Regions from separate parts of the Mus musculus genome. Here regions 1 and 2 are each linked to region 3. Evidence: chromatin loops called from intact Hi-C (ENCODE). Cell type or tissue: left cerebral cortex. All regions are shown on one strand. Links, peaks and the distances in the headings refer to the core of each region. The heading gives the core; the rest is flanking DNA.

What was found. A loop is a pair of places that touch in the nucleus more often than their neighbours do. Peaks named below come from ENCODE experiments on the same cell type or tissue, not always from the same donor. Only the 100,000 strongest peaks of a DNase experiment are listed, where the experiment ranks them.
Region 1: a loop joins it to region 3, with 2.1 times the contacts of the local background. A loop is called at or near these places in 2 of 42 quality-filtered maps.
Region 2: a loop joins it to region 3, with 5 times the contacts of the local background. A loop is called at or near these places in 3 of 42 quality-filtered maps.

The regions. Positions count from the first base shown.
Region 1 is chr8:122,014,728-122,025,199 of GRCm38, reverse strand. It overlaps Banp (BTG3 associated nuclear protein), which reads right to left. Exons shown (of 14, transcript NM_016812.4): 12 at 4,556-4,681; 13 at 1,054-1,197. Among named protein-coding and RNA genes, the nearest start is that of Mir7237, 42 kb to the right of the region's middle. In left cerebral cortex, for the core only: no CTCF peak of the experiment used is centred there; DNase peaks (open chromatin) are centred at 4,228, 4,914, 6,706, 7,759 and 2 more places; H3K27ac peaks cover 4,201 bases.
Region 2 is chr8:122,000,618-122,011,089 of GRCm38, reverse strand. Banp (BTG3 associated nuclear protein) reads right to left here. Exons shown (of 14, transcript NM_016812.4): 8 at 9,959-10,126; 9 at 5,408-5,538; 10 at 3,928-3,999; 11 at 3,299-3,337. Among named protein-coding and RNA genes, the nearest start is that of Mir7237, 28 kb to the right of the region's middle. In left cerebral cortex, for the core only: a CTCF peak has its summit at 4,753; DNase peaks (open chromatin) are centred at 3,816 and 4,174; H3K4me3 peaks cover 1,376 bases; H3K27ac peaks cover 1,388 bases.
Region 3 is chr8:122,079,397-122,089,868 of GRCm38, reverse strand. It overlaps Gm34413 (a long non-coding RNA gene), which reads left to right. Exons shown (of 2, transcript XR_879284.1): 2 at 1-284. It also overlaps a transcript of Zfp469 not described here. Among named protein-coding and RNA genes, the nearest start is that of Gm34413, 10 kb to the left of the region's middle. In left cerebral cortex, for the core only: a CTCF peak has its summit at 4,709; DNase peaks (open chromatin) are centred at 1,896, 4,670 and 5,026; H3K27ac peaks cover 1,882 bases.

The DNA of each region.
Region 1 (10,472 bases), core at 955-8,954, 64 kb after region 3:
ATCTTGGAACAGCTTAAAGACATGGCACCTTTCAACGAAGTGTATGAGAAAGTCTATGAAGTCACTGCTTCAAGGTGAGGACTTGCAACCTTGGAATAATGACTGCTCTTCCATCTCTGCTAGACTGCAGATGCACTGAAGGATAAGTCACCTAAGATTTGGTGCAGAGTTAGCATAGGTTCTGCACCACATGAGGCCAAGGTCTCACATGGCTGGCACCTGACAGCTCTTGCTGTACATGTAAGTCTCTGATTTTTAAAGATAAACAAAAAAGTTTCCACTCTCCCTACTGAGGATGGCATGGCTGAGGCCATAGCCAGTTTATAAATAAATAAATAAATAAATAAATAAATAGGAGGAGGAGGAGGAGGAGGAGGAGGAGTGCAGCCCAGGTGTGGGCAGCTATGCACAGCTGTGTGGCACACTGAAGGAAGTGTCTTGAGGCGTGATGGGGGTCATGGCTGAGGCCTGCAGATGGGAAGTCTTCACTTAGGCCCAAGTTCCTTCTCTGAGAACCTGGAAGATGTCATTCCGAGGCCTTCAGGAAAGGAATTCCACAGTGCCTTCTCCTCAGATGCCTGGCCTAGCAGCTCCGTAAGCCCTTCCAATGCCTGAGGCAGACAGGCTTCAACAGCTCCTGGGAGAAGTAAAATCCTGAGCAGCCTACAGCCAAAGCCCTATTCTCGAGTTCAGGTGAGCGGAACCCTGTGAGAGCCTGCGCTGCTCACTACACCAGGCTTAGGCCGCAGAGGAAGGAGTCCAGGAAAGCTGCCTGTGCCAGCAGCTGTGCAGAACAAGGTAAGGAGACTTGACCTGTGGAACAGACTCCACTGTAGAGTCTTCTCCTCCTACCAGGTCACCTGTTCTTGCTGGGCTGAGATCAGAGGAGCCCACAGACGCTGATCTCAGGAGTTAAGAGTAAACAGAAGCCCCACGCCTGATTCAGACCTGTATGCCTCTTGACAAGGGTTCCTGGGTCTACAGGTATGTCAGACAAGCCCAAGTTCAGTATCTACTAGGGAGGCTGGTGGGACCGGGAGGGACAGGACTCACCTGCGCTGCGGCTGTGTGGTCACTCACAGGCGCCAGCTGGACATACTGAACCTGAATGTCACTGCCCTGGAGAGGCGACCCATCTACTCCTGTAGCAGCAGGGTCTGAAGAGGCCACGGCTATGAGCTGAGCACCCTGCAGTACCTGGGGTTGGGGACAAAGCCAGGCTGGTCAGTGGAGCTCGGGTCAGCAGACCCCTATCCTCTTCAGGTCCTGGAGCAGCAGGAGGCCCCCAGGCCTGCAGCATGGATGTAAGTGCAATGGAGCCTCACTGCCCAGTGCAGAGAGACGTCTGCTTATGTGAGTGTTGAGTCTTCGACTGTCATGAAATATGCCACATTCACACTCAAGTCTTGCAGAAACACCCTTGTGACACACAGGCATTAGTCTTTTAAAGCCCGTGTCAAAACAAATAAGCTAGAACTTGAAGCCTGCACGGGCACACTGAAGACGGCAGAAGAGCTTAACAAAGCCCTGGACAGAGCCCATGTGGAGCCAATAACTTTAGATAGAGAAGCAAAAGGAGAGGGAGGCTGCAGAGATGGCTCGGTGGGTAGACTGCTTGTATGCAAGCATGAGGACGTGAGTTTGGAGCTTCAGCATCCACACAAATCAAGGGCAGCTGTGTATGCCTGTAACCCAAACAGGAAGACTGCTGGAGCTAGCCTGTAACCCAAACAGGAAGATTGCTGGAGCTAGCTCACCATCCAGCCTAGCCAAAATAGTGAGCTGCAGGTTCAGTGAGAAAGCTTGTCTCAGGAAAAAGGTAAAGACAGATGAGGATACCATCCACCTCTGTGTGCGTATACACACACACACACACACACACACACAGACAGAGAGAGAGAGAGAGAGAGAGAGAGAGAGAGAGAGAAGGGAAGAGCTACTGTGGTGGGGAGAGTGAGAGGTAAACAGGCTGTGGGGAGGGTATAAGCAGAGACACCAGGAGCAAGTCACTACAGAACAGACCCCTCGGTCCTTCTTAGCTGCATCCTTCCAGCATCCTGACCCTGTATAACTAGTGACCCTGCCTCAGAATGGACCTGGAGGAGGGACTAAACTCAGGGTGACCCTTGGGGTGACCCCAGCCCTGGATATTCTTACCACTGATTCACTTCCCACAAACCACACCTGGTGCTCACACAACTGGGCAGGGGGCTCGAGGCAGGCAATGCAGAGCCTCCATCTGCTCCTTCACAGTTGCCAGGAACCATGGGCCCCGCCCTCATCAGTGTTGTACAGTCCCAGGCAGGCAAGAACAGCAGTGGACGGAATGCCCATATTGGAGGCTCCTGTGGCATGATGGCACACCACCCTTTGGTATGGAGAAGACCATGTGGTTCCCCACAAGCAGAGACAGCAGCACAAACACCCAGTCAACTTCTAAGAAGAGCTGTGCTGTCAGATGACATGTGCCTTTTTAAAGGACACACTGCAATCGAGGACAGTGTCTCTTATGCTAATGAGGGTCTGCCAAACGAAAACACACTCAGGTTCACGGTAGTGGGAAAATATTGAGGGGGGGGTACTTTTTTTAATGACTGAAAAGCCCTTTTTAACATTTTTGAATAGCTAAGAAAAAGTGAGAACTATTTGGGGAAATGACTGCCAAAAGACTGAATATAGCTGTCCCCTTGGCAACTGCTGCTGAACTCCGTCAGATGGGCTGCAGTGACAGAATCAGGAAGTGGCTCTTTCCTAAGGACTCTTGGCATGTCTTTGGGAAGTGGTCGCTCTACCTCTTTCCTGGAGAGTGCAGTGGCTTCTGGGTCATCTCACTTCCAGTGTGAGTCCGCGCACCTATGGAGGACCTGACAGACTCTGCTCAGGGAAGAGTCAAGAGACAGCAGCAGCAGTGACAGCCTGTCCCTGCACACAGACAGCCCTCCAGACACACCTCCCTGAACCTGCTTACTGATGCTTTTCTGTATGTCAACATCTGGGCATAGGAGGACAGGAATCTCCATGGGCCATGGTGACAGGCAGTGGGCTATGCAAACACAGGGGAGCTGGCCCTCGGCCCTCTCTAGGTGCTTAAACTCAGGTTAATTAAAAGGAAAGAGGGTGTGCAAACACACATCTGGGCTCTGGTTTCCAGGCAAGCTCAAAAGTCCACATAAACACTTGCCTGGTACTTCTGCCCCCAAAACCTCAGCGTTCCCTATTCCACACCCACTCTGGCACAGCTGCTGCACAATGCTACTGGCCACACCCTCCCTCTTCAGAGCAGAGCAGGGCAACAGATGCTGAGTTGCCCAACAGCTGGCTGACAGTAAAGGCTCCTGGTTTTAGATTAAGCTAGGCCCCTTGCAGAGGGAAAAGCCTGAACAGAGTACAATGATCCAGTCTTCTAAGAGTCACTGACAGAGCCCTTGGGTTTCTCCTTCACACTGACTTGTAGGCAAGGTCATCGTCTGTGCTCAGAACTACATTTCTCCAGGCCTGGTGCTCTGCTTCATCTGACCAAGCAGGTCAACGTGAAACAAAACCTAGAATTTTATATTTAGGAAAGAGCAAGCAAGAGCTCCTGTTTGGGGACGGCCATTGGTGGCAGACTTGGTTAGAGCCTTGGCTCTTCCAGACTCTTGACCTTTCATGGGTAGGCAGGGCAGCTTGGGCTCTCTCTTCCCCTGCATTTACCCAGAATACCTCCTGCTCTCTTTACTCAGCAGTTCTTGTGGATCTTATTGGGTCCCACATGCTTCTCTGCCAACCCTGCAGGCTAGCGAAGCCATGCTCTACAGACAGATGAACATTTCCCACACAGCATCTGAGTCCCCGGAGCTTCCTAGTCTCACTGCAAGAACCTGAGGTCAAACAGACAGGACAGTGTCTATGGAGGATCTTTGGCCCACGTGTACCTGGCTGTCTCCCCTGACCTACCCTGGGCCATCCACCAGGGTAACCCAAGGACAGGCAGTGGGAGGGGGGGGGGGTTCCTTGAACAGCAGAAGCAGCAGCTTCAGAAGGAAGGAAAGGACACAAACACCAGAACTGCTGCAATAGCAGAATGGCCCTGTCTCCAAGAATGAAAGGCTCCGTGGGACGAAGGCTCCAAGCTCAGCAGATGGGCCTGACTTAATGGCCATTCATCAAGCCATATGTCTTCATATGCCATCAATTGTTTCGTATGCCTATACACATGTCTTAAGACACATGTGGTCATAGATGTGCACATGCACACATCTGCATGTAAAGTCCATGCCTGTTCACAGTGACCTTGTCAGCAATGCCAAACCCCTAACATGCACCTCCACTCTGATGTCTCTGGCTGCCCAAGCAAGCTCTTAGCCTCAGGCCTCTGTGGGATTCAGCATAGACAGTGGCAGTCATTGTGGCAGCCTCTGTAAGCCTGGGCTTAGTGTGTGGCACAGGCTCTGTAAGGACCTATGGCAAGCAGGACGTGCCTGCTGTCCAGAGCTCTGACCTGACCCTTCTTTCAAGGTCCCTGGAAAACACTGGTCAGGCCACCCACATCTCCCGACAAGAAACACTTACAAACCTGGATCATTTCATTTCCAGCAGGCAGATCAAGTGTGTCTCCTCCCAGAGGCCAAAGCTGGGAGGGATTAGCCTGGGCCACTGAGTCACCGCTGACAGGAATGGGATTCTGGCACAGGCCCCACGACTGGAAGAGATCAGAATGGGGGCTATAGGCTCTGCAGGGACTTGTCAAGCCACAGATCCCACCTTGTGGGGAAGAGGTAGGAAAAGGAGAGGTGCTGATACACTGTGGCTGCCTGGTTTGCTATCTCCTGGTAACTCAGAAGCCAGGCCACATTTGGAAACCCCAAGTTAGGAGTTATGACATAACCAGTTCCCCAATCATGTTACATTTTTACAGGTTCCTCCATGATGAATTTAAAGTAGCTGCAGTTGCATTTAAGGAAACTCTTGCAATCACAGAACCAGTTTCCCAGAAAACTCTGCTGTGCTGATTGTAGCAAACAACACCCTCCCTGCTCAGCAGCGCTGTCCTACCAGCACTGCCAAGAAAACCACTTTCTATATGAAACGCGAAGCTGCTGAGACGTGAGGTGTTATACTGTAGGAAAACCTGAATTTGCAATATTAAGACAAAGGTGTAACTTGACCAACCAATCAATGAATGGAAGCAAGATTCCCAGCTGGAAAAAAGCTTAGAAAGTCATGGCTTTCAAAGACTAGAAGCTACCAGGCCTGGCTTACAAATTGTCTCCCAGTGAGGAGGCTGTGGGGCCTGGATCCTGGCTACGGGATCTGACCACATCTGGTTCAGCTGTAGGGAGGAGCTGGTGAGCCATCACCTTGGCTGGCTGCTGTGATGAAGAGATCAAGATACGTGTCAGGGTGCCATCATCATACTCACTAGGAGGGTACTTGCCAGGAAGGCCTGGCCGTCCCTCAAAGTGTCCAGTTCTAGCCATGCTTCTTGGGCCTGCCCCGTGGGCCTCTGGTCCACTCTCAGGAGTTGTCATACTAGTGACCATTCCTCCTCCAGCAACAGGGGAAGACAAACACCTGCTCTGCTGTGTGGGCCATTCCTGAGTCTGCCTCCAGCACCAGAAGGAGTTTCCGAGGCATTTAACAAAACAAGCACCTTTAAGCCACACATGATGGCTGATTATCCTAGCATTTGATAGGGAGAAGCAGAGTTGAAAGCCAGCCTTGGCTATTTAAGTGAGTTGGAGGCCAGCCAGAGCTACATGAGACAAGCTAAGTAAGGTGTCACTGGTAATGCTACTCTCAGGTGAGAGCTATGACAGCCACAAGGACACTGTAGGAAGACAGCTGGGAGCCAGAGATGGCAGGCAGGGCAGGGAGGAGGACACATGGCATCTAACCACACAGCCCACAAACAAGGCTCCAGAGACTCCAGCAACACTGGACCACTTGCTCTGTGACTGACAATTGCAGAGGAACCCAACAGGTATGTACTACAAATGTTAAATGTGTGGTGTATCACAATGAGCACAGGAAGGTCCGCTGCATGCCTGAATCAAGCACATTCCAGTCTCTGGCATCTAGCAGTGCTTCAAGAGAATCAACCGCACAGGTTGAGGTTTGACCTTAATGTTAAATTGGTGAATAATAAAAACCTGAGTCAGATCCCAGCTATTGGACAGCATCGATGAGCTTGGGTTGGGTGACGAGGGTACATTTTGGCTGCCCAAGAAAACCAAGTAGTGAGTCTTCTTGGGGATCCCCGCTGCTACAGGGAGGAGTCTGGCAGATACAAGCCTTCAGCTACAAAAGAATGCAGCAATGCAGGCCACCATGGCATGGCACACAGGGGCAAGTCTGCACTTATCTCCCAAAGATGAACTTCCATTCCCTTCACTCTGCCTGCTCACCCCGCATCTGGAACAGAGCCCTGATCTGCAGGTTCTCCCAACAGGCTCTGGATGTGGAAACGTCTGACTGCAGTGACATGAGAGCTGACGCCAGGTCAACAGCCAGACCCTTCATCTCCCGGCAGCCAACGCCAGCTAGCCTACAGCTGACCTCAGGGATCCCCAAGGGACAGCACAGACTGACACGCCAGAGACGAGGACGAGGAGCAGGCACTGCTACATTCCCGGCTTCACTGGTTGCAGCTCCCCTAACACATTCTGAAGCAGTGCCAATTCTTTTCAGACGTAAGAAAGAGCAGCGGCGGGCAGGAGTTGGAAACTGCGCACTGAGGGAACCAGGAGGACTGTGCTTTGGACATACACCATCTGCTTTTCCTCCATCCACTGCCAACTCTGCAGCTCTACTTAAAACCCAACTGAGATAATGCAAAACTGGTGCTAACCCTAAAGTCAATGCAAGAAGCCCCAGGACCTTTCAGCAGTATCTGCACATCAAACTCCAAGGCCCACCAAGAGTCTACTAGGGGTAAAACCAAAATAGGAGAAAGGAAGCCTTGTGCCAGGAGTAGACACGCTTCCCTGCGGAGATTAGTGTGGCCAGAAGACGGCCTGGACCACAGCTGCAGGGAAAAGGCCCAAGACGCTAAACTTGTTTCTCACTAACTTGATCCAACCCAACAAGGATCTTTCTGCAACCCACGTGATAGCTCAAACGGAAGTTTTCTCCCGAGAGTGGCGAGGTGCTAGAAAGACGGCTATCCAGTAATACCTCCAACCACTGACCTGCTCAGAGACTAGCCACAAACATTTCACATATACACACATTCCTACAGCAAAACTCTGATTGTGTCTCGCTGTCCCTCCCTACACCAGTATATTTGTGTATGTGTGTGTATGCATGTGTGTGTGCGTGCACACATGTATGTGTATCTACCAGCCACATATCAATGTTTGTTTGTTTGCTTGTTTGTTTGTTTTTTGAGACAGGGTTTGTGTAGCCCTGGCTGTCCTGGAACTCACTTTGTAGACCAGGCTGGCCTCGAACTCAGAAATCCACCTGCCTCTGCCTCCCGAGTGCTGGGATTAAAGGCATGCACCACCACGCCCAGCACCACAGATCAATGTAAATTGCTCTCTATGTTCTATGTTGACATGAGGTCTCTCATTGAATCTGGAAATTGCTAATCTGGCAAGCCCGGCAGGCCCGTAGACCCTAGAAAATTTCCTCTACCCAGGTCTTCAGGGCTGGGATTACAGATGCAAATGTCACACCAGGCTTCTTATGTGGGTGTGGGGCCTGGAATCCAGGTCCTCATGCTTGTGTGGCGAGCACTCTGCCAAGTGAGCCATATCCCCAGCGACTGCTTTTCTGGGTCTCTGTCCTAGTTAAGGTTACCACTGCCGTGATGAAACACCACAAGCAAAGGCAGCTGGGGAGGAAAGGGTTTATTTGGCTTACACGTCTGCAGTGTAGTATGTATATCAGCGAAGGAAGTCAGGAACTCAAGCAGGACGGGAACCTGGAGCAGGAGCTGATGCAGAGGCCATGGAGGGGTGCTGCTTACTGGCTTGCTCCCCATGGCTTGCTCAGTCTGCTTTCTTATAGAACCCAGGACCACCAGCCCAGGAGCAACAGCACCCACAAAGTGCTGGGCCCTCCCACATCAAGCACTAATTGAGAAAATGCCCTATAGGCTTGTCTACAGGCCAGATTTTACAGGCATTTTCCTAACTGAGGTTCCCTCCTCTCTGATGGCTCTACCTGTGTCAAGCTGACATAAACTAGCAGCTTGGTCTTGCTCTGTAGCCCTGCCTGGCCTCCAGAGGTAGACGAGCAGCTGCCCTCTGTGGCCTCTCAAGTGTAGGTGCTCTCACTCTTGCTCAGCTCTGTCATTTTTAAGCCCTCTAAGTGTGTATGTGTGTGTGTATGTGTATGCACGCATATGTTATGCATGTGTTTGCATGGGAAAGGGGTTATGGCACACACATGTAGAGGCCAGAGGGAAACACCAGATGTCTTCCTCCATTGCTTTCTGCCCCACTCCACTGAGATAGGGCTTCTCAGCAGATATGGAGCTCCACATTTTCCTCCCTGGATCTAACTGTGCCTGCTTCCAACACTGGGGCCATGCACAGCATTTACATGGCACCGGGGGTTCAGACTTAGGGCCTCACGACCTTGGGGTGGAGGGGTATGCCACCATACGACAGATGTGGTCTAGAGCCCCTGGCTGCAGTGACTCCTCCTAGCCTCATCTCCAAAGCCCTAGGAAGATGTGGTCTTGCACACTGAGCCAGGAGAGGGCCTGGGCTATGGAATGACAGGTATGCAGCAGCCAGGCAGGCTGCCTGAGAGAAGCCCCCAGGCTGACGCCTAGCCATGCTTCCAATACTGCGCTCTCATGGGCTTTGCCGCTAAACTGGGAGTGAGCAGGAGGGAACCTTAAGGTAGAGGAAGCCAGAAACAATGCCAATGGTGATGTAGGGTGGAGGTGGGGTGGTCCTGGTCCTGTGGGTTGGACTGTCTCTGCAAGTTTGATGAGCCTCCATAGCTTAGTATAACCTCACTTAGAAACAGGGCCCCTAGAGGATCAGGGCAAGCCCTAACCTAAGGACAAGTGTCTTTCCAAAAATAGGGACATCCAAACACAGAGCACAATTCTAGAAGGCTGTAAAACAACAGAAGCTATCTAGGATGATGTGACCATAAGCCAAGGAATACCAAGGATCTAGTACAAGAAGCAGAAAGCCCTTCCAGAGTCTCGAGAATTAACGAAGGCAACCTGGCCTCCTCTGCACACCTCTGTGCAGGCAACCTGGCCTCCACTGAGTGCCTCAATAAAGATGGATGGGCAGCCTCTATAAGTGCCTTGGACTCCTCTGCAGGCCCTGTACAGGTAGCCTCGCCTGCTCTGAACATCTCTGGCCTTTAGAATGAAGGCTGTGGCATTTATTTCATTTAAGATCCAAGTAGGGACCAGGGGTTTGGGGGTCCAAATCCCAAAGCACAAAAAAGCCTTTCACTTGAGGCTACCAACTGGACCACAGGCTGATAAGAACTTCCCAGAATACCCTGAGGCCTCTCTAAAGGCTCCTGTCCTCTCCTGCAGCTGCTTTGGGCCAGCTCAATGCCCTTCAAAGGAGCCACCAATGGTCTCCTCTAACTGCTTCCTTGGGTCCTCTCCACACTCTCTAGGGCCCCTTGCTAACAGGAGTGACAAAGATAAATGCTGGATCCCTGCTGGGTGTCAGTAGGAATCTGTAGTATCTTAATGTAAAGAAGTCACCAGAATGCAAAAAAATACACAAAATAGTGACTTTAAAAGCCAAATTCCAGCTCTGAAGTGGGCAGAGCAGACCTATCTAATAGCCTGAAGAGGCACAGAGGAAGAGCTTCACATATCCATCCATAAAGAAACAAGCCCTGCCCTCCCATGTACACCAGAGCACGGCCCACTTGGCTGGCAAGGTAATGCACACTAGCTGCCCAGCCTGTCTCACCTGTAGCTGAGTGCTGCCAGGCCCACCGTCTTCCCCCTGAGCCTCCTCAAGCTCAAGCATTTCTCAGAGCTCTGTGCCTCAGGACTCTGCTAGCAAGGAGTACAGCACTCAGCCCTGACCCCAGAACTCAGAGAGTAAAGTGTGATGGGAACTGAGCAGTCTTGAGAAACTCCCCAAGAAGCGTCCCAGCCTCTGTTGCAGAGACTCCCGGGCTTTAAGTGGGAAGCAGCAGACAGTCCCCACTGAAGCACAGGGGAAAACGAAAAGCTCCCTTAACATGACATGACAGTTGCTCTTTATGGCAAGTCTTGTGACTCGTCATAAGCAAGAGGTCACTTTGACATGACTAAGACCAAGAATCCAAAACACTAGCACATGGATTGTTTTGGGAGTAGAGAAATTCTGCAAGCAACCCCCCCCCCCCCCCGCCCGCCAAAAAAAGACACTTCCAAGAATAGACTGGAGGCAAAAAGAGAGCCAGTGCACAGATTCCCTTGTTCCCATGGTAACACTGGGCTCTGGAAAAAAGCCCCAGTGCAAGGCAAGAGCCCTTCCTCACTGTGGCCCCTTCAGAAATGCCCCATT
Region 2 (10,472 bases), core at 1,314-9,313, 79 kb after region 3:
TGTTTAGCGCCTTCAATGCACCCAAGAAAACTCCAGCCTCTACTGTACTGACTGTGAGGACTGAAATCCCTCTGACCTGACAAGAAGTACTGCATCAACATGCTTGTCCCACCCACAGCCCAATTCTGGAGCCCTGCCCTGCCAGATCCCCTTGCAAGAGGTCCTAGATTCTCTGACCCTGCTTTGACTTCCCACCCACGCTCCACCCAAACAATTTTATCAGACCACAACAACCCTCCTTAGACCACTCTCCTTGACCATTCGCACAGCTACAAGTCAGGAATGGGCGGCAGCAGTGAGTCACCCACCTCCAGTGATTCTATGGCTTCACCGGAGAAGACATCACCATCAGCTTAAACAATCTGCCAGGCTCCCAGAGCTGACTCTCAACGAGACCCATCAGAACCAAAGCCACAGTGCAGTGAACACCTAGAGGCCCTGGCTCAGCCTCATCCCTCACTTTCCCACAGCTACAACCAGTGACTGCAGATCAGATCCAACTCTAATGGAAGGTCACATAAAGGACAGGTAGCGATCACAAGAAGACACACTGGCCGGAAGACAAGGGAGACAACAACCTATGTGTCTGGGTGCTGCAGCCTGAGGCTGAACTCAGAGCGCTCGGCCAGACTCCAAGGAGCCCGAAATCAGTTCTGATTGGAACCTACACTTACAAACCAAGGTAAAGCACAGCTGTGGGAACCCAGACAAAGACCTTCTAAGTCATGCTTTAAAGGATCCTGCTAAAGTTTATATTTCACTATCCAGGGAATCCCCTGCCTACTCCCTCTACTGACCAGAGATACTGAGTACTGAGTGCTGTATACAGAGTCCAGAGATACTGAGTGCTGAGTACAAAGTCCAGAAATACTGAGTGCTGTGTACAGAATCCAGAGATACTGAGTGCTGTGTACAGAGTACAGAGATACTGAGTACTGTGTACAGAATCCAGAGATACTGAGTGCTGTGTACAGAGTACAGAGATACTGAGTACTGTGTACAGAATCCAGAGATACTGAGTGCTGTGTACAGAGTACAGAGATACTGAGTACTGTGTACAGAATCCAGAGATACTGAGTGCTGTGTACAGAGTACAGAGATACTGAGTACTGGCCATTGCAGCAAAGGCCTGGAAACCTGAAGTGGGACAACAACTGGCAGACAGCAGTGACCCTTAGGGCTAGAATGGCCAAGAGCAAGCAGAGCCCCTCTAGAGCTGGCTAGAGCATACAAGGAGCAGAGGTGGAGAGCACGTAGCCCACCCACTCCCACACCACTCACTGAGAACAACCACTGAAGCTGCAAACGTTCCCATTACCCAATGGCCCCTTCTGACCACACTTGTCCACAGCAGCTATCTACACCGGGAGTAGCTGTGCACCTGACAGCCCAAGCTCAGATGGCTCTAACCTCATTAACCCTGAATCTCTGGTGCCCAAGTCCTCCTGTGGCAGACAGCCTCCCTCTGGGGACACAGCTGCCCCTGTCACCCTGCTGCAGCCTTGATGCAGCAAGCCCCACCACCTTCCCACATAGATGTCTTCCCAAGCTTTTACAACTGAGGACAGCGTCCTAATCAACACCTTCCCCATACATCTCCAGCCAGTGCCTGCAGTCAGTCTTCAGGAAAACAGCCCAGCATTCCCACGAAGATGCTGGAAGACCTGAGACCAGCGCAGCTAAAGAATCCAAGACCAACAGGCACAATCCTCTTGTGGACCTAGGAAGAGGAGAGGTGACAGAGCTGACTGTCCCAGCACAGGTCTGGGCTCTTTAGCTCCACTGAGGACATCAAGGTAAGTGGAGCATTTGTGCCTTTTGCACCATAAGTGAAGCCATTCTGAGTCAGGTGACTGAACAGACAGATGACAAAATGAAGGCAGAATCTCCGCAAGTGGAAAGCTAGGACAACCAGCTAACGGCCCAGCAGGAAGCAGCTCTTCTTGAGCGCTTGCTGCACATGGCCATCCGAAGGCAAGCTGCCACTGGGAGAGAAGGGGGCAGCAGTGAGTGCCCTTTGATATTCGGTCCCAGATACAGTGACACTGGGAAGCAGGGGACAGAAACAAAATATGCACAAAGAATTAAAGATGGACAAGTTACTTCTCAGTGTGACAAGTGACCAACATGGCAGCTTCTTGTAGGGAGGCTGCTTGGAGCTGAGCGGGCAGCAGGGACAGGCTTCTGAGACACTGGAGGCAGGGGCAGAACCAGAGGTGTCACTACCTGGAGCTGAGGCAATGGCTCTTTCACAGCCTCACTGTCCATGACTGGATGTCTGTGGCCATGCCATGAGCTGCCATGCTTGGAATTTGACCTTGGGATCTCTGCCCTCATGTTAAGTGGTCAGGGACAAGGAAAAGCCCACTGTGTTTATTTCCCACTCCAGGTGGAACTCTCTTCACAACACAAACAGTGGGGACCTGAGGAGGGTTTCACTTTCCTCAGCCACAGAAAGGTACAGCCTGCCCATGGGGAACACCGACAACCAAAGCCAAACCACATCCTCAAAGGCAGAGAGGGGAGCCAACTGCAAGCCTGGCCGGGCCTCTGCTGTCCCAGCTGACAGCAAGAGACCTCCAAGAGAACCAACCTCTGCTACTTGTTCCTAACTGCTCAAGCTCTGCAGAAATGCCTGGGACTTCTTTTCTTCTCTTTCCAAGGCGGGAGCACGAGGAAGCCGCATGGGTCTTCCAGCACAGGCAGTGCTAGTTTTGGAAAACAAGGAGCGGAACCTCCTGTGTGGTGAGTGAGTTCTGTGTGTCTTCACAGTGAAAGCCACATTGCACTAACAGAAGCCTGTCCTGACTACTCAGAACTCAGAACTAAAACCAATCTTCACAAAAACTCCTTAAAGGCCACACAGTGCAAACAAACCCCCACTGCCAGCACCAGCTTCCCTCCCTGCCAGTGGCACATCCTGCTGGGGACCCATTGCCTGGGGCACTTTAGTAAGCACATGAGTCCTCCGAGTATATACAACAGAGACCTGCTCTCCTCTCTCGGGAGAACAGGAAGTGCTTAAATTTAACCAAGCCTACCTCGTCCGTCAGATTTTCAGGGAGCATTGCAGAAACTAGGGGGGAGTTTCTTCTCCAGTGCAAAACCCAATGTGAGCGCCCAGGAAGGACAAGCGCAGGACAGAGCCCTGCTGTACACATCCCGGACAGCCCAGCTCAGCTCCGCTCCCTCGCTGGAGGCAACCCCACCCCACCCGACAGCAGTGCCCCGTGCTGAGGAGTACAGCCTGTATGCAGGCCACAGTGAGAAGGAGTGCGTGGGAAGGGTGAGCACTTACCTGGCCATCCTGACCCACATGATGGATCTGCAGATTGCCCTGTACAGTGCAAAAAGGGAACAGTGAGAACTTCCCTACACGATTCAGAAATAACCAGGAAACCACTAAGTATAAAAATTCAACCCCTTTTAGCAATAAAACCCACAGAAGCAAAACAAGTAGTATAAGCTGAATCTCTAGCTTTTTCTCTTATATTAAAATCATAAAACGTTAAACCCACGAATGATCAACTCTGACCCATGAATGAGGACACCTTTTTTTTTCTTTTAAACAACTGTAGATTCACAAGGTGTGTGCACAGTAGCCCAGATGGCCCATAGCAGAGCCGTGTCCCCATAGCAAGAATATATTATCAGAGCACTGTCTGCTTGAGTCATAATAGCTAGGGAGCTGCTCCCGCTGCTGGGACCAGAGGACCCTCTGAGTGTGCAGTGCCTCTCCACAGAGCTCATTGCACACCATCGTCAACTGTAAAGGACACCAGAAAAGCGTCCCAGTCATCCCCCACCCCACCCCCGCACCAGGCAGTCTCTCCTAGAGAGCATCCCAGGCTCTGCCAGAATGCCACTGGTTCCACACAGAGTGCAGGACTGTATGGCCCTGGGACCATGACAGGACCCCTGACTCACCTCGCTGTCCTGTGTGATCTGCACCTGCTCCCCTTGAGGCACCTGGGCAATGTGGAGGTGGCCCTGTGGGATCCACAACAAGAGAAGACACCAAGAAGCATCAGAGGAAAACAAACTGAAGGGAACAGCAAGAGCCCTCTGCCACCTCCCTGCCTGGCTGCTTCCGGCACCTCAGAAACTGCTGGGGAGCAAGGAGCTTTGGTTCCACAGCCTGGGCGGCGGTGAGAAGTGTGCACACACTGAGCTCCGGCTACAGCCTCCACAATGGTAAATCATGTAACTGCTCATCACAGGATTTACCAACTGTGCAGCTACGGGTGGCAGATGGGAGGAGTTAGTTGTGCACTGCACTCAAGTGGGCAGATGGTAAACTCACATTTAAACAACTCACGGGGGCCAGGGAGAGGGGAGGGAATAGGGGGAGTTCGAAGGGGAGACCTGGAAATGGGAAGACATTTGAAATGTAAATAAAGAAAATAGCCAATAAGAAAGAAAGGAAGGAAGGAAGGAAGGAAGGAAGGAAGGAAGGAAGGAAGGAAGGAAGCTAGCTCGCTCACGGAAACAACTGACAAATGTGTCTGCACAGAAGCCTGAGGCTCCGACTCCTATCAAAATCCAATCTGGGGCAGGAGAGATTAAGAACACTTGTTCTTGTAGAAGCCCTGAGCTCAATTCCCAGCACCCACGTTGGGCAGCTCACAATACCCCACATAACTCCAGCTCCGGAAGATCTAAAGCCCTCTTCTGGCCTCTGTGAACACATGCATTCACATGCACAAACCCTATACACTACTAAAAATAAAAATAAATCTTTTTATTTTTTAAATCCTTTTTTTTTTAACATAACCTTTAAGTTGCTTTTTTTTAAAGATTTATTTATTTATTATATGTAAGTACACTGTAGCTATCTTCAGACACTCCAGAAGAGGGCGTCAGATCTTGTTACAGATGGTTGTGAGCCACCATGTGGTTGCTGGGATTTGAACTCCGGACCTTCGGAAGAGCAGTCGGGTGCTCTTACCCACTGAGCCATCTCACCAGCCCCTATTTTTTAAATCCTATCTTGGCCCAAACAGATCTTATAGCAAAGAGCCTATTCCAGGGGCGGGGCCGGGCCGCTTCCGCTTCACCGCTCAGCTTCACCGCTCACGGGAACCTGTGCCAAGGCGGCCCATGGCTTGCTCTCAGAGCTGCCCCTAGCCAGATGAATACCTGCTGGGGTCGAGTCAGTCACACAATCAACAAGCCCAAGAGAGCCACCACTCAGAGTCGCTCTGTTGCCTTTAAAACAGCCCCACAGCACGGTGGACTAAAAGCTCCAGCTCCCCAGTGCCGCCCCCAAGTCCCGCTCTTGAGCAGCTTCTGAGGTGCGGCTTCCCGCTGTCTGCTCAGAGGGTGCAAGACTGCTTGGCCTCTGCACTGTCTACGCCTCAGAACACAGCACCCCCCCCCCCCCGCCATGGAGTAACGGGATACGTACTACTTGCACCTGTCCATCCTCCCCAATCTGGTGGATCTGGACCTGCTGGGCGTTGGCCAGGGCGTAGTGTAGGGCCTGTGGCTGTGACTGCTGTAGCTCACTGGTGGGAGGAGGGGTTCCCATCATGGTCTCTGTGGAACACAGGACAAGTGTCAGAATCCCTCAGGTCCCACACACAGAGTGAATGACACCTGTCATCTTGGCACCTTCACGTCTTCCCCACCTCAATTTCTACAGAAGAGGAAAGGCACCTGGCTCCCAGTTTCAGGTGAGCGCATCTCTCCTCTGCAGAGTTGTCAACTGCAAGTCAGGGGAACTGAGATTTGTGACAGAGATTTAAGATTCAGTGACACCGTTGTGACTAAGTGTTTCTCCTGCAAACACCTAGACAAACTGCTGAACTACTGCAGGGCTTGAGGTCTGTCCACAGAAATGACCCACAGGGCTCTGCTAGGACCAACCCTGCTCTAGAGTTGCACTATGTGGCATTTCTCCAAGACAAAATTAACTCAAAGATGCATCTGCAGCACAGTTTATTTCCTAAGTTTAATCAAAGTAAGGGACATTCGGTTTGATATAAGTTATATTAATTTTAACTGTAATACTAACTATAAAGATTTTCCCCCAGTACTGGGGATTGGGCCTAAGGCCGCAGCATGCTAGACACTTCAGCCTCTAACTGTAATGTCATCACAAGCAGAATTTTCTGAAACAAAAAAATTGTTTGTAATTTCTTTTTAAATTTTCAATGTATACTATGCACTTCTGTGGCAGAGAGTTGTAATAATTGATGAGAACAAACATGTTGGGCAAACAGTGTAACGCCCTGAACCCTGAGAAAGTAATTACCATTTTGTATGAAGAAGAAATATACAGTGAGATATCTGAATAGGTGAACACACTTGCCACCAAGCCTGCCAGCCCGAGTCTCATCCCCAGAAACCACAGAAAAAGGAAGAGCGAGCGCTACTCTCGAAAGATGTTCTTGAGCTCCACTCATGTCCATACCACACACATCCTCACTACCAGGAACCGACACACAGCACAGGGGCATGCATGTGAAAAGACACATATGAAGTAAATAAAATGGAATACAAGATGAAACTTGTAAATATTTGTAAAGAAAAAAAAGGAAGTCATTTGTAGTATTGTGCGGTGTCTCCTTGTCTCTGCTAACAATTCTAAGGTAACAAGGTGACCCAGCTGGAATCAATACCAATTCCAAATTAACAGAATGCTGGCTTAATTACATTTTACCATCACCAAATAGTCTTGAATACCAGACTAGCGTTGCTATGACAACAACAATGCAAACAGAACAAGGACAAAGATCCCAGAAGTCCCTTGGCCTAGTCACCACTCCGCTTAATCAGAACTCTGCCACAAATGTGGCATGTTAGGACAGACACAGAATGTCTCCTCCTCAGCTGACAAAGCAGTGCACTTTCACAACACCCAAGGGTGCTGAGGGGCAAGGACATCCCCAAGCCCAGGACCTCTTCTGAAAGCAAGTGCCTACCTGCCTGCCTCACCAGCAGCGTCCTAGAAACGAACTACTAGGCAGCTCTGAGCCAGCCCTAAGCAATACTCACCCAAAGCCACAGGACGAGGACTGCAATGAACAAGCCTCATGTTCCGGAGCCCCTCACCCCTTCAGCAGCAGCATCCTAGCCAATAGTTCTACTCCACGCTAGACCAGAGTGGGTAAGTGCAGTGCTCATGCTAAGTGTCTGCAGCCGGGAGGATGGAGACCAGGTCAGGAAGAAACGGACCTGCCGCTGCAGTGTCTTCTGGGAATGATGCCTAGGTCAGCCCAGTGCACATACTACGTGTTTGTCCATTCCCCAACAGTCACCCTGCGGGGCTGACAGCTGCCAGGGCTTCTCAAACATGCTACCTACCCCTGGGGACTTGCCAGAATTTGGGCACTTAGTAGACTGCACAGTGGCTGGCTGCCTACACAAGAGGCCAACGTTCACAGCATCTTAGCGAAATTGACAATGTTTGTAAACAAAGCAGCAAAAGGAATAAAAAGTACAACTAGCTACTAATAAAATCCTGAAAATTAAAACACAAACTATAAGTATCATCACACTAAGCTACTGCCAGCAACAGAAGGAAACACAAACAACTACAAGAGCGCACACACTGGCAAGTAAACAAGCCTGACAACACTGCAGCGGACAGGCACACATGCTGAGTCTCCACCTGCAACGCAGCTACTGGCTCAAAGACCAGGAAGCCACACTGATGTAAGAGCAGGCTTGGGCAGCAAGGTGGGTGCTAGTTGGGTGCTGGCTAGAAATGTGGACCTTCAGGCCACTCCACACTACCTCAATTAGAATATGAGCTGACCTTGATTCCACAGTAGCAGGCCAGCACCTGACAACCTGAGCATCTACAGTCCCAGACGCATGCGTCTCTAAGCAAGCCACCTCTAGAGGGAATAGTCCAATGGTTGTCTGCGCTGTGAATGGAGCCCTGACCGGCTTCTTCCCTGCCAATCCCTTGGCACCTGAACCTCTGAAGGCTCCAACTCACCAGCACTGCCACTCCCAGATCCTTCGTGGACACTGCCAAACCCTGTCCACTTAAGTACCTCATTCCTCACTCAAACTCACTGTCACCACAGAAGCCGTCCTGAGACGGCCTTCTCAGTGGCTCCCCTGGACCACGGGCAGGCAGACGTCAGAGTCTGAAAACGTACGCAGTATGCTGTGACCGTGTGTGACCATGCGTACAGCCACAGAACCCTGGCTCTTTCCACCCACCCTGTGCTTGTCTAACACTAGTAACACAGGCCGGGCCTCCTCACTCTGTCGGATTCCAGCGAGACCTGGCTCATCAAGGCCCTGTCTAATAAACTCTACTTGACCAATTCTTTGTGACGAAACAGCCACCTTCAGCCGTCATGAAATCCAGTGGCTGGCGGTCACTCCCTTGTGTTTCATCTCTAAGTCTGCTTGGCAATTTTTTGAAAATTTATTTCCTCCCCTGCTACTGATTTCTGTTCCTCTTTAAGTCCTTGGACATGACACTGTAGTGGCATGGGCTGTTAAGGCTGGGTCTCCTTAGTCACTCGGGTGGGTGGGCTGGATTTAGGTTTTGTTTGTTGTCTGTTTGGGTTTTTTTCCAGTTTCTTGGTATTGGATCCTAGATCTTGTGACTGTCCCTAGGTTAGAGGTGTCTGGATTTTGTTATCTTCCTAATACAATGATGAAATCTGTGGCCCAGTATGATCTTCTCAGGTTGTCATTAAGTTCTGGCTTTATGGGGTTGGAGACTTAGCTTAGCAGTTAAGAGCACCAGCTGCCCTTTCCGAAGACCTGGGTGCAGTTCCCAACACCCACATGGTGGTTCACAACCACCCATAACCCCAGATGCAGGGGATCAAATGCTCAGACCTAGGCATCCACTCGTCTATGCAGCACCTTCACAGCACGAAGGCTCACTGCAGTGCAGCCACTACAACCTGATCTAGCGGAATCTTCCTGCTCTTTAATCACACGGATTAAATCACATGGACAGTAACATGGGAGCCACAGTGAGACAAACAGAACTGATGGACCACTGCAGACTGCCACCATGAAGATCCGCTGCTCGGGTAAGGAAGGACCAAACCACAGCCCGCACGGCTGACAGCACTTGGGAGCACATCTTAGGTTAGCTACAAGTCGTGCTCGCCCCATTTAACAGCCACACACAACCTCACCAGACACATTCCTCACATGCCTAAAGGCTCCCTTGGGTTCCCAGGATAGAAGTCCAACTCCCAGTTCTGCGTGCCACCTGCAGCAACACTGCCTACCGGGAACAATGTGTGTGGCCCACACAGCTGCCACCTTAGAGCCTTGGCACCGGCTACAGCTAAGTAACTAATGGCCACTAAAACAAAGGAGGAAGAGCTCTTTCTGGAAGATGCTCAAGGAGGGCTCCAGGTGACCAGCTTTGTAGCTTCCAAACCAGAGTCCCTGGACAAAGCGTGCACTGAAAGGAAGCCTTGCCGGCCACCTGCCCACTGCTGTCCCAGATCCTGAGCAAACCCAGGACTCAGCTTTCAGGAGCTGTTGCTACTGCCAAGAAAGCTATGAAAAACAGTTTAAGAGGCAATTTTAGGATTGAGAGCATAGCTCAGTGGCAAAGTACCAGTGCCAAGATTGCCCAAGACCCTGAGTGCAAGCTCTACACTAGCATGAAGGGAGGGGACGGGCCAACAGGTAGGGCTCAGAGAATGTCTCTGCGATCTTAAGGACAAGCCTGAGTCTATAAGCTCAAACTAAGACTAAAGAGCACAACATGGGCCCTCCGTCCTTCACCCACCGCCACTCTGCAGCTACACAGTAGCTACTGTTAAGGCAGCAGGACGCTCAGAAGATAAGTAACCAGGCAACTCGAGAAAGGTCCCACACTAAATTTTCCTGTTGAGCCTACAGTGTAAATAGGCAGGCCCTGTGCTCTTGTCACTGCCTAGGGAGCTCCCACAAGGCCAGCCTCACTGACAGGGCCAGGACTGATGAACGGAGCTTCGGGACAGCGCCCTCCTGAGCCTACCTGAGGCACTGTAAGAGGATGAGGATGGCGTCCTCCGAGAGAAGCTCTTGACCGCCAGGCTCTGGCCTCGCTGCTTCCGCCGCCAGGCTGTCCGGCACTTGGAGTCAATGCTCTGCTTGATCCGATACCAGTCAGATTCCGTGATTCCAAATTTATAGAAGAGGTGACCTGAAAGAACACGTCCCAGTTAAGAGCTCTCATACGCAGGCCTTGTCCTGAGCCCCACTGCTGAGAGCACCAAACAGCAGCTAAGCTCTGCTAAGAGACCCAGCTGAGCCGCTGGCCTACTCCTAAAGGTCTGACTCATCTTCTAGAAAATCTCACTTCATCAAGGAAGACGCCCATCACTCAGGTCACTGGGGGCAGCAGGACCAGATGCAGGTATTTACCACTCCTCCCGTCGAGTTAGTTAACCTTTAAAGAACCAGGCTTCACTCCAACACCAACGAGTCTCCATTTCTCCCAGGCTTCAGACTCCCAAGCCTGTAACTTCTCTTGCCCTAAACTCACTCAC
Region 3 (10,472 bases), core at 1,512-9,511:
TCAGTGCTGTGCCTTGTGACTGGCAACTCAGACTTCCTGACCCTCTGTCGGTCAGCACTGGGCAGAAGAATGGATCTTCTTGACAAAACGCATTTCCTGTCTGGAAAGCTGGCCACTTCTAGTTTCCCACATGGTACCATCTGGCTCTTAGAAGAAGATGCCGGCTTTAAGGAAGCCTTGCTATTTAGACAGATGCAGCATTTGTATCTATTGGAGAACTTTCCATCCCCCAATGTTTTACAAGGCAAAAGTCATCCAATAAACTGCCTCTCTTATTGTTTTTAGCCTTTTGACTAAATGTGAATTCTTAGGAATTTCAGGCTGTCTCAATGGCATTCCTTTTGGGTACAAAACATAAATACATCCATTTAAAAATATGGACTTCCTTGGGAGAGCAACCACATGTCCAGAGCATTCCAGGGCAGAACTGTAACGGTGCCTATCAAGCCCTCCAGCCCACGGACACGACTAGGATATGCACTTGATGTCCGTCCTCCCACCCAGATTGACACGGAGCATCTGGCTTCGAGCAGATTTCCAGAAGCATAGCCTATCACTGAAGAAAGCTTCATACACTGGTGCTGTCTAACACAACCTCAGAGAGTAAGTTGAAGTTTGTATTGTTTATGCATGTGTGTCTGTGTGTGCACAAGTGCACGTGCCTGTGGGAGCCAGAACACTGTGTCTCTTATCCCCTGAAACTGGAACTACAGGCAGTTGTGAGGTGCCATGTGGGTGCTGGGAACCGAACTCAAGTCCCCTACAGAAGTCCGGAGTGCTCTTAACTGATGCGCCATCTCTCCGGGCCCTTGTAGCAGACCCTGAGTGAAATGCAGTCACAATTGTGCGAGCCACGTGGCCTCTCGTCTGACTTCCAAAGGGATGGCCGAGCCACGAGACTGTGGAGAAAGCGCAGCTCAAGTGTGATCTTTTGTCTTCCAACCTCGGCTTCAGCACACAGCTCCCGGGCTGCTTCCCCTGCTAAGCTGACAGCCTTGGCTTCTCTTTGCACGGAGTCTCTTCTGATGCAATCACTGCTGGTGGACAGCTCTAAACACCCTCCCTGCCCCCACCCATAGGGCGCGCCACCAACACTAGGCTTGCCCCGCCAGAGTTTGTGTTTGTGCCAGCACCATGAAACTTAACTGTTGGCTGTTAAATATGGAAAACTGAATGTGTGTGCATGCACGCATAATGGATCTCGGGTGCCGTTACCTGGGATGCCGTTAACCATCTACTAACTTTTTGTTTGAAACCCGGTCTCTGACTGGTCTGCAACTTCCCATTAGGCTAACCTGAGCTGGCCAGTAAGCCCCAGGGATCCACTGTCTCCCCATCTCTGGGATTCTAAGCATCACACCTGACTTTTGTTAATGTGAATTCTGACGCTTAAGTTTGCACACAGCAAGCACTTTAATGGACGAGCCATTTCCCCAGCATAAATGTGAACACTTTAGACAGAATTAACAAAAGCCTCCAATAGTCCCCATGTGTCTCAGGGGCCCTGCCTACTGCTAGGCTGGAGGCTCTATGAGCCGTACCAACCAGGTCCCATAATGGTACCACGGTGGTACCCAAGGCTGGTAGGCAGTGGTCCCATGCTGCTCCCACATCCACACCACAGAGGCAGTACTACCATGGAGGCAGAGCCCTAAGTGTCAGGGGATCCTCTGCCGTCAAACAGGCTGTCAGCTAAGACTGAGGAGGAGCCACCTTCAAGTCTCACACCAAGCCTCAGTGCCCCCGTTCTGACACAAAAAAAGACAGCCCTGCCCTTCCTCCACCAGGGACACAGAGATACTGCTGGCTCATTTGTCTGTGAAGATTTTTTAAAAATCATTATTGTATAACAGGGAGCATGGAGCATCCCTTAGTGCATAGCTAAGGTCTTAAATCACAGGAAGTAGGCTGGGGGAGAGAGCTAACGTTTGGATGAGATGTCTGCTCGGAAGGAAAAGCCAAAGTCAGAAGGAGCCCAGCCATCCCTTTTCTCCAGGAGCTAAGCTGAGCAGAGAACCCGGGGAGCAGTCATTGATGCTCAGCTCACGCTCTCCCCACTCCCACTCCCTGTGCCCGTTCATTCATCCACCTTGTCCCCGAAGCTCACGAGCACCGTATTCATGGCGTCCTGGGAAGAGCAGCAGGCGTGAGTGAAACCAAAGCCTGACATAACGATCCCCATGAAGAAGAGGGCAGACAGCCTGAACCTTACGTACCAAGGACAAATCTGCCTAGAGCTTCTGTGGCATACACTGCACCAGTGCACACAGAGATCCTTAATCCACAACCCTCTGCAATGTGCCTTCAAGTCTACACATGCAGGAAAACGGACCAGAGGAGGTCCACCTGCAGTATGGCATCATACCAGAGAGGGCTAGTCGCCTCACATCCTATAGTGCCCTGGCTCTAGACTGGCCATCCATCCAGGGCAGTCTTGGGAGAATGGACCAGCTGTTTCCAGCAGCTAGAGCAGAGCTGGAGAGGGCAGTCCCCCAGGCAGTGGCAAGGGCAGCTGATGCAGCATGTGCAGAGCTATGGAGGAAAGGAACAGTGGCAAGGCTACTCACAGAGTCAGCTCAGCAGAGCGGAGGGAAGGGGACAGCCGGGAAGTTGCCCGTCGTCACAGAGGAAGCCAGGGCCGGGGACATGCTAAGTGCTCAGGGCAAAGGCTTCAGTGGGAAGAAAGCATGGAAGGCCTCTGGAAGATGTAGCCTTCCATTCCGGCCTTCACGTTGACAGCTACTTCAGCATACAGCTAATAAATGGTGTGGGGGACCCAGGCACTGTCCCTCCCCCCCCCACACACACACACTCAGGCAGCAGTGGCACCAACTCCAAGTTTTGATGTAGCTCAGAGAGGAGCCAGAGCGTGGCTCGGCCTCCTGCTGCAGAGTCTGGTACCGGATGCCCTGGTACTGAATGCTCTGTGATGGGCCACCTCCCCAATCATTCTAACAGAAGTTGGAGAAGGCTCACCTTAGTGTCATCACAGGCCAGTGTGTGACACAGGACCAAAGAATCCTGAAGGCCCTGAGGGATGAGACTCCAGGACCATGAAAAACTGTGACAGAGAGGTGACCTGGGTAAGAAGGCTCAAGTGAGCCCTGGCTCTCACTTCAGTGGCTAGGAGGACCTGTTTCCTCTGTTGGTGGAGACACTGACACCTTAATTCACAGGTTACACCAACAGTCATGATCTTGGGGTACTGACCTGACATCATCTTGTGTAGCATAGATCCCATAAAGCTTTGCACACAGCCAGCCACCCCCAAGCAGCCCGTGGGGCACACAGCCAGCCCCCCCCCCCCCGCAAGCAGACCCCATGGGGCTATCTGAAGCTGAAAGTGCTGCCTTGGAGGAGACAGAGATGGGACATTTCCTATAGAGGGAAGCCTCTGTTTGGGGCTGTTTTCTCTGAGGCTTTGTTACCAAGGACATCCTATTCCAAGTCCTGCCCCTCACCTGAGGTCACCGTCCATCTCTGCAGAAAGACACTAATTATTTCCATCCCTGCTAGCCAGGTTGGTGCTCACGGGCCAGGCTGTGTTTGGCACGGTGATGAGGTAGGCTGGAGAAGGGGAGCCTGCACCGTGGCCGGGTGCCCTAGTGTGTCCCCAGTGGCTGCTCTGCACTGCGCATGCGTACAGGGCCTGCCGCTGCTTTCTCGCCTGCAGCGTGTTTCCTGGGGGCCAGCCATGTCCTAAGCCACCCTTCATGAAACCTCTCTGCAGCAGGCTCTCCAGACTCACCCTAACTTTAAAGGTGTAACCCCGGCAGTCAGCCTTCGAGTTTGTGCTCAGTGGGTTCTCAACGCCCGTGTCAACGGGTCTCTGGTAGAGAAAGGGCATGCTTCTACAAACGGTGGAGGACAACCGGTTCTCCCTATAGGAGAGAAGGAAGTTGGACTCTGCCTGGCACCACACAGAGGTCAGCATGTGTGGAGGACCTGACTGTAAGAGTTGAAGCTTTAGCAGTCTCAGAAGAAGAAAAGGCATTCATAACACATTCATAACCTCGGATCAGGCCACTGAGATAAGACCAAAACCAAAACCAAGATGAGGGAAACGGGTGGCCACACCAGAGCCAAAAGTTCTGTGCTAAGCAAGAGGAGAAAAGGTCACGTGGTGGAGACTGTGCCCACCATCGGACGAGGAACATGCTTCTAGAACAGGTAAAGGTGTCCCTTGAGGCAGAACTAAGGGGCAACCCAGATTAAAATGTGGGCGATGGGGGTGAGGAGACGCTCGAGAGGAAGGAACACTTGCTAAGCAAGCATGGATGTGGAGTCTGTATCTCCCAATGCTGGGGGCAGAGACAGGATGACTGCTGGGACTTGCTAACTGTGAGCCTAGCCTGAGGTCAAGGAGGCAGCCTGTATCAAGAGAGGAAGGCTGAGCATGCCCAATGTCCCCCCACACATATGAACATATAGACAGAAAATGTGAACACAGTTAGCAAGGCCACAGAATACAGGGCCAGGGTCACGGGGCCATGATTGGCAGGGCCTCCCTTCACAAGAGGCTTATGCCGGGTCTGGCGACAGCAGCTCAGGGGCTGAAAATCTGAGCCGATGAGTCAACAAAACCCTAGATCATAGCAACCACACCCCACCCCTGCATGCAGAGCTCGCTGCTTCTGGAGAGGACCAGCCCACAGGAACAATTGTCACAGGATCCTCCTGGCTGCAGGGCACTGTTCTGCAGTGTCTATCCTGCGTGCCCACCACACGGAGGCAGACCTGGTGCTGGTGGTCTGGGCAGGATGGCTGGAGCCACAATTGATGTGGAGCGGGCACTAGGTGGGATGTTGGCAGACGTGCAGGGTGCCTCCATGACCCCAATAAGGGTCCCACAGCCCCACTGTGTGTTGGATGCTAGACATTCACGGACGGACGGCCATGTGTGAGGTAGGCTCTCTGATCCTCGGGAAAAGCAAGGAAGGCAGCAGCCTCAGACAGACACACTAAAGAAGGTCCCCTTTCCTCCCACTGGATGCCCAGCCTACATCATCATCTATGCTGCTAAGGAATGGAGAAGAAGGAGGGCAGGCAGCTGGGAGGTCGCCCACAGTGTTCACACCTCCTCCTCCTGACTCCCTTCCTGAAGAGTGTTTCCGGGATTTTTAGCCTGTGCTTATGTACCATGCTCAAAATAATAAATATTGACAACATCTTAAACATCTCACAAATGCCCTTGAGCTAGGAAAATTGTAGACTTAAAAAAAAAAAATTCTTCCCAGACTTTGTTTCTCCTTCAACCAATAGGAACAGCAACTGGGTTCCCAGTTCACCTGAGCTTTCCGACTGGGAATGGGGTGGGGGGTGGGAGGTAAGAGCCGTGAGTCTTTTAAAGACACAGAAGAAAGAAGCCCCAAGAAGAGGTTGGAATTACGATGATGAGCAGAAAAGAATGTAACTCACACCTGCCATTGGCTGGGCTGTGTCTTGCTGACCTCTGCCATTGGCTGGGCTGTGATTTGGTGACCCCTGTCATTGGCTGGGCTGTGTCTTGCTGACCCCTGCCATTGTCTGGGCTGTGCCTTAGTGACCCCTGCCATTGTCTGGGCTGTGCCTTGGTGACCCCTGCCACTGGCTGGGCTGTGCCTTGGTGACCCCTGCCACTGGCTGGGCTGTGCCTTGGTGACCCCAGTGTGACTGTGTCTGGACGCAGAGGCTTCTGGATAACTGAAGTAAGATGATGTTGCAGGGATGAGGCCCAGCTGCAGTGAGTCTGATGACCTCCTTAGAAGAGGAAAAGACACTAGGGCCTCTGGCTGCCTGGCTGGCTGGTCCTCTGGTGCAGAAGGGAGGCCACCTGAGGATGATGACACAGAGAGAAAGCCCTCTTCTTTTTCATTTTTTTTTTGAGGCAGGCTCTAACATAACCTAGGCTGATCCTGAACCTGCTATGTAGCTAATCCCCCTGCCTGCACCTCCTAAGTTCTGGGATCACAGGTGTAGACCAACAGGCCCAGGGCTTCATGCATCCAAGCCACGCACTCTACACTCTGAGCAGCACCACCAGCCACTGGCCTCCTGAAAGCTCTAAAAAGAGGTTCCTAGAGAAGCCAATGTGACTGGTTCCTTGGACACAGTCTTCCAGTCCCAAGCATCTTGTCAGAGGCATCTGACTGTACTGGGTCCTGACCTTGCTAACAATGGCTATGTGCTAAGCCTCACCAGTGACTGGCTGACACATCTTTCTCCCAGTTGCAAAAAGTCCTTCCAGGAACCGGCTTCTCTGTCTTATCTCCATTCACTGCTCTCTGCCAGGACATCAAGTGACTTCACCACCCTATGACGTTACCAGAATAGAAGAATACAACCAGATGGACCTCCTGCTTTGCGGGTCCAGGGCTTGAGGAGACAGTGGGGACAGGGCACAGCATGAAGCTCTGGCACGGACACAGGCCCCATGACCATGAGTGAGAGACGCTGAAGCAGCTGATGGGGAACCTGCTCTTCAGCGCTCCTGCCCAGCTCCTTCACCCTGTTCTGGGTACAGCAATGTGTCTATAACCTCAGGACTGGGTGTGAGACAGAGACAGGAGGATACCTGGAGCTTACTGCCCACCAGTCTAAGTGAATGGATGAGTTCCAGGTTCCGTGAAATATCCAGTCCCAAAAACTAAGACCCAGATCAATATAAGAAGACACCCAATGCCAACGTCTGCCTCCAGATCTATATGCACATGTGGGTTAGCACACCGACACATGCATGTCCGTACAACACACCACACACACAGAGAGAGAGAGAGAGAGAGAGAGAGAGACAGAGACAGAGACAGAGACAGAGAGAAAGAGAGAGAGAGAGAGAGTGTGTTATTACCTCTTAATTGAAGCATTCTCTCCTAAAGGGAGAAGAAAGACTCATAAAGACTTGAGGCACACTGAGCCAAAGTGGTGCACGCCTTCAATCCCAGCACTCGGGAGGCAGGGGCAGAGTTTGAAGCCAGCCTGGTCTACAGAGGAAGTTCTAGGACAGCCAGGGCTATAGAGAAACCCTATCTTGAAAAACAAGAGAGGTGGGGGATGTAGGGTGGGAGGGAAGGAAGGGGAAGAGAGAGAGAGGGAGGGAAGGAGGAAGAGCGACAGAGAGTCAGAGAAAGACGGAGACAGACAGAGGGAGAAAGACAGAGGGAGAGAGACAGAGAGACATACACAGAGCAAGACTGAGAGAGACTCCAACTGGAGCAAGCTGGAAAAAGTCACAGGATCCCCAAAGCCATGTGCCCTCCTCCCCTGGTTCTATAAGAATTGACACTTGTTGGGAAGACAAGTCTCTCTGTGGAGGAGTCTACCTGTAAGATAGACAGGGAGCTCCAGGGACCCAGCTGTTCGGAGTCGTTACCCACGACGACCTGTGCTTTTCCTGTGCCCACTTGCCTTTGAGTCACCCATGATCCTAGAACTGACCCCAGTAAATGCCTAGCTAGTTCGACAATCCAGACTTGGGGTGAATAGATGTTTGAATATGTCCCCTCAGGAAAAGTCACACAATGTTTCTGTGGATAGAGGTTAGAGGGTTTCCCGCTCAGTATACACTTGATCTTATTGTCAAATAACTGACCTTATTGCTCACTCATGGGCCCTCTGGTTGATGGACTGGCATTGGGCAGGCTGGCAGAGGACCCAGCCAGGGGCAGGTTTCACAGGAGCTAGTCAATGCTCAGACAGACAACAGAGACTGGGATCCCATACCATTGGTGTAGCCAAAATCTACAGCTGCCAAGGCCCGCCCCAGTAGATCCCACCAGAACAAGCAGGACCCTGGAATGTCAGGAAACCCCACCGACAGGGACACACAGCTACAGTCGATTCCGATACAGTGTTTTCCAGACCCAAAGCCCATCTCAGAGCTGGAGTGTCTACTCTGAGCAAGGCGGGGCCTGGTGCAGCACTTTGGTCACAGACACTTCCTGAAAGATTTTAAGAACCATTCTGATTGCTAGAGACCTCGAAACTGTTTCTCCACCAACAATCTGACAGCTCCCTCTCTGTCACAGCCTCAACCCCAACCTTCATCTCCACATTGACTCTGCCAGGGTCACCCCACACCCTGCCCTGAGAGTGTGGAAGGAAAGACCTGATGCTCTCTGTGAGAGTCAGCTCTTCGGCAGATGATGGTGTCTCCCACTCAAGCCTCCATGAACCAGGAAAGTGGTTCCCGGTCTCCAGTTTTCTACCCTGTGTCTCCTGGAGCACTCCGTGTGTGCTTTCACTGTGACTGGCTCATGGCTATCTCGAGAAAGTGCTTTAAAAAGCTCTACTGACTGAGCAATAGAGCACTCGCCCCGAAAGCGTAAGGATCCAAGTCTGGTCTGTTCCTGGGACCTGTGGAAAGAGTCACACATGTGCTTATTTATGATCCCAGCACTGGGGAGGCAGGGACAGGCAGACCCCTGGGACCTGCTGGCCAGCCAGACTAGCCCAATCTGTGGGCCCTAGGTTCTAATGAAGGGACCCTTCCTCAAAGAACAAGGTGGGTGGCACTTGAGGAACAATACCTGAGGTTGCCCTCAGGCTTCTACATACACACACACACACACACACACACACACACACACACACACACACACAAATCCCTGCATTTTAAGACTTCAGTGTCTTGTGACCTATGTTTGGCAGTTTGATCACAGAGGAGTGAGGATTCCCCTTAAAGTGGGTCAAACTCTTAAAAACAGGTCCCCAGGAAATCAGAAGAGGCTCTGACTGCTTCAGGTGCCCATTGCTTTGGATTTAAAGGTCATGTCAAGTAAGTTAAGCTAATTACAGAAAGATGAGTGCCACTTTTTTATTCATTTGTGGGACCTGTATCTTGTAGAGATACATAGGACCTTATATGCAGGTCAGTGCTCTGGCACTGAGCTATCGCCACGCAATCATACATGCCACAGGTACCACCATCATGCAGAGGCCACCCACTGCACAGAGGCCTGGATGCCACTTAGTGTGAGAGGCCATCCTGGGGAAGAGAGCCTTGCTCCCTCCCTCTTACAAGCTGGGGCCAACTCTGAGCCCCATAAAACAGCTCACGGTGGCTCTCCCTTCTTTCAGAGGCTGGGATTGCCCCAGGATGTCAGAGACCCACCCTGACAGAGCCTCCGACTCATTATGCAATTCATCAAATCCCAGATCTCCACAGGCCTACTTAAAAGTTGATCTCGTCTTAACCCCAAGCCTTCCCAACCATGAGAGTTTACAGAAGCCCCTGAGTTTCTGAAGAGACCCATAAACCCAGCCTTGCTTTACAGCCTGAGAGGGAATGACCACCCAGGCAGCTGCACAAGAACCTAGCTAGAGCAGGAAGTCACAGCTCTGCCAGATGCCTGTGGCTCCCCATCCTGCAAAGCCCAAACTTGGGATCTCTCCCTGGGGATGGTGATGCCATGCTGTAAGGCCCAGGCTTCCAGCAAGATAAGCTCTGACCCACTGTGGACCCCGAGCCTGCCCGCCAGCTTCCCAGCAGCAGCGGGCCAGGCCTCCTCCTCCAACATCAGATGAGTGAGTGAAGAGACAGGCGCTGGGTCATACAGAAACAAATGTGAGGTCGGGGCTGGAAAGGAGCCTCTGCCAGGCAGATGTCACATCCTGAGGTGGCTCTAAAACCTGTCTCCTGGCTCTGCTCTATATGCAGATGAGGAGAAAGAGAATATTTTTTAAAACTTATTCACTTTACATTCCACTCACTGGCCCCCTCTCGGTCATCCCCTCCCACAATCCTTCCCCCATGCCCCGCCCTTCTCCTCTGAGAACATCTGAAACCCCTGGAAGTCAGGAGATGGCTCTGGAAACAGAGTGCTTGTCAGGCAAGCGTTAGGACTCAGCTAGGACCCCAGCACTTGCATAAAAAGCCAGCTGGGGTGCAGTGCACTTGTGGGCAGAGACAGGTAGAGGTGTGGCCTTGACCTTGTCTCTAAACACCTCAGTGGGTGGAGCCCGAGGAATAGCTGCTATTGGTTGTCCTCTGTCCCCTCAGTGGTCCCTCTCCCTCTTCGCCTTGAGAGAAGATGTGTGAGCAGGGCCTGAGAAGGATTTACAGGAGGTGAAGGCTTTTATGGATCAATGCTACATCCCATCTTTTAAGGAGGAACCTGGCACCATTGGAGGGAAAGGGGTCTGGCGAACTATATTAGATCAGAGGCTGGAACTGGGGGCAGAGGGTCACGACCCCAGCATCCTGGCATCTTGGGCAGCCATGGAAGGCAAGGGGGATCCAGAAGTTTGTCCTCTTGGTATCTTTGGCCTGAGCACGGGATACAGCCACATGTGTCTGAGGTCAATTACCACCTGCAGCCCACAAAAGGCAGAGCCCAGCACCGGAGGGAGCTGGTGGATCAACCTCTGTGCTTGACAACAGCAGCACAGGACAGAAGGGAAAGGTCTGAGGGGGACAGGGAACATCTGCTGAATGAAATACAGACACAGCAGACAGAGATCACAGGTTTTCCATGAAAATGAACCCTTGACTCCTA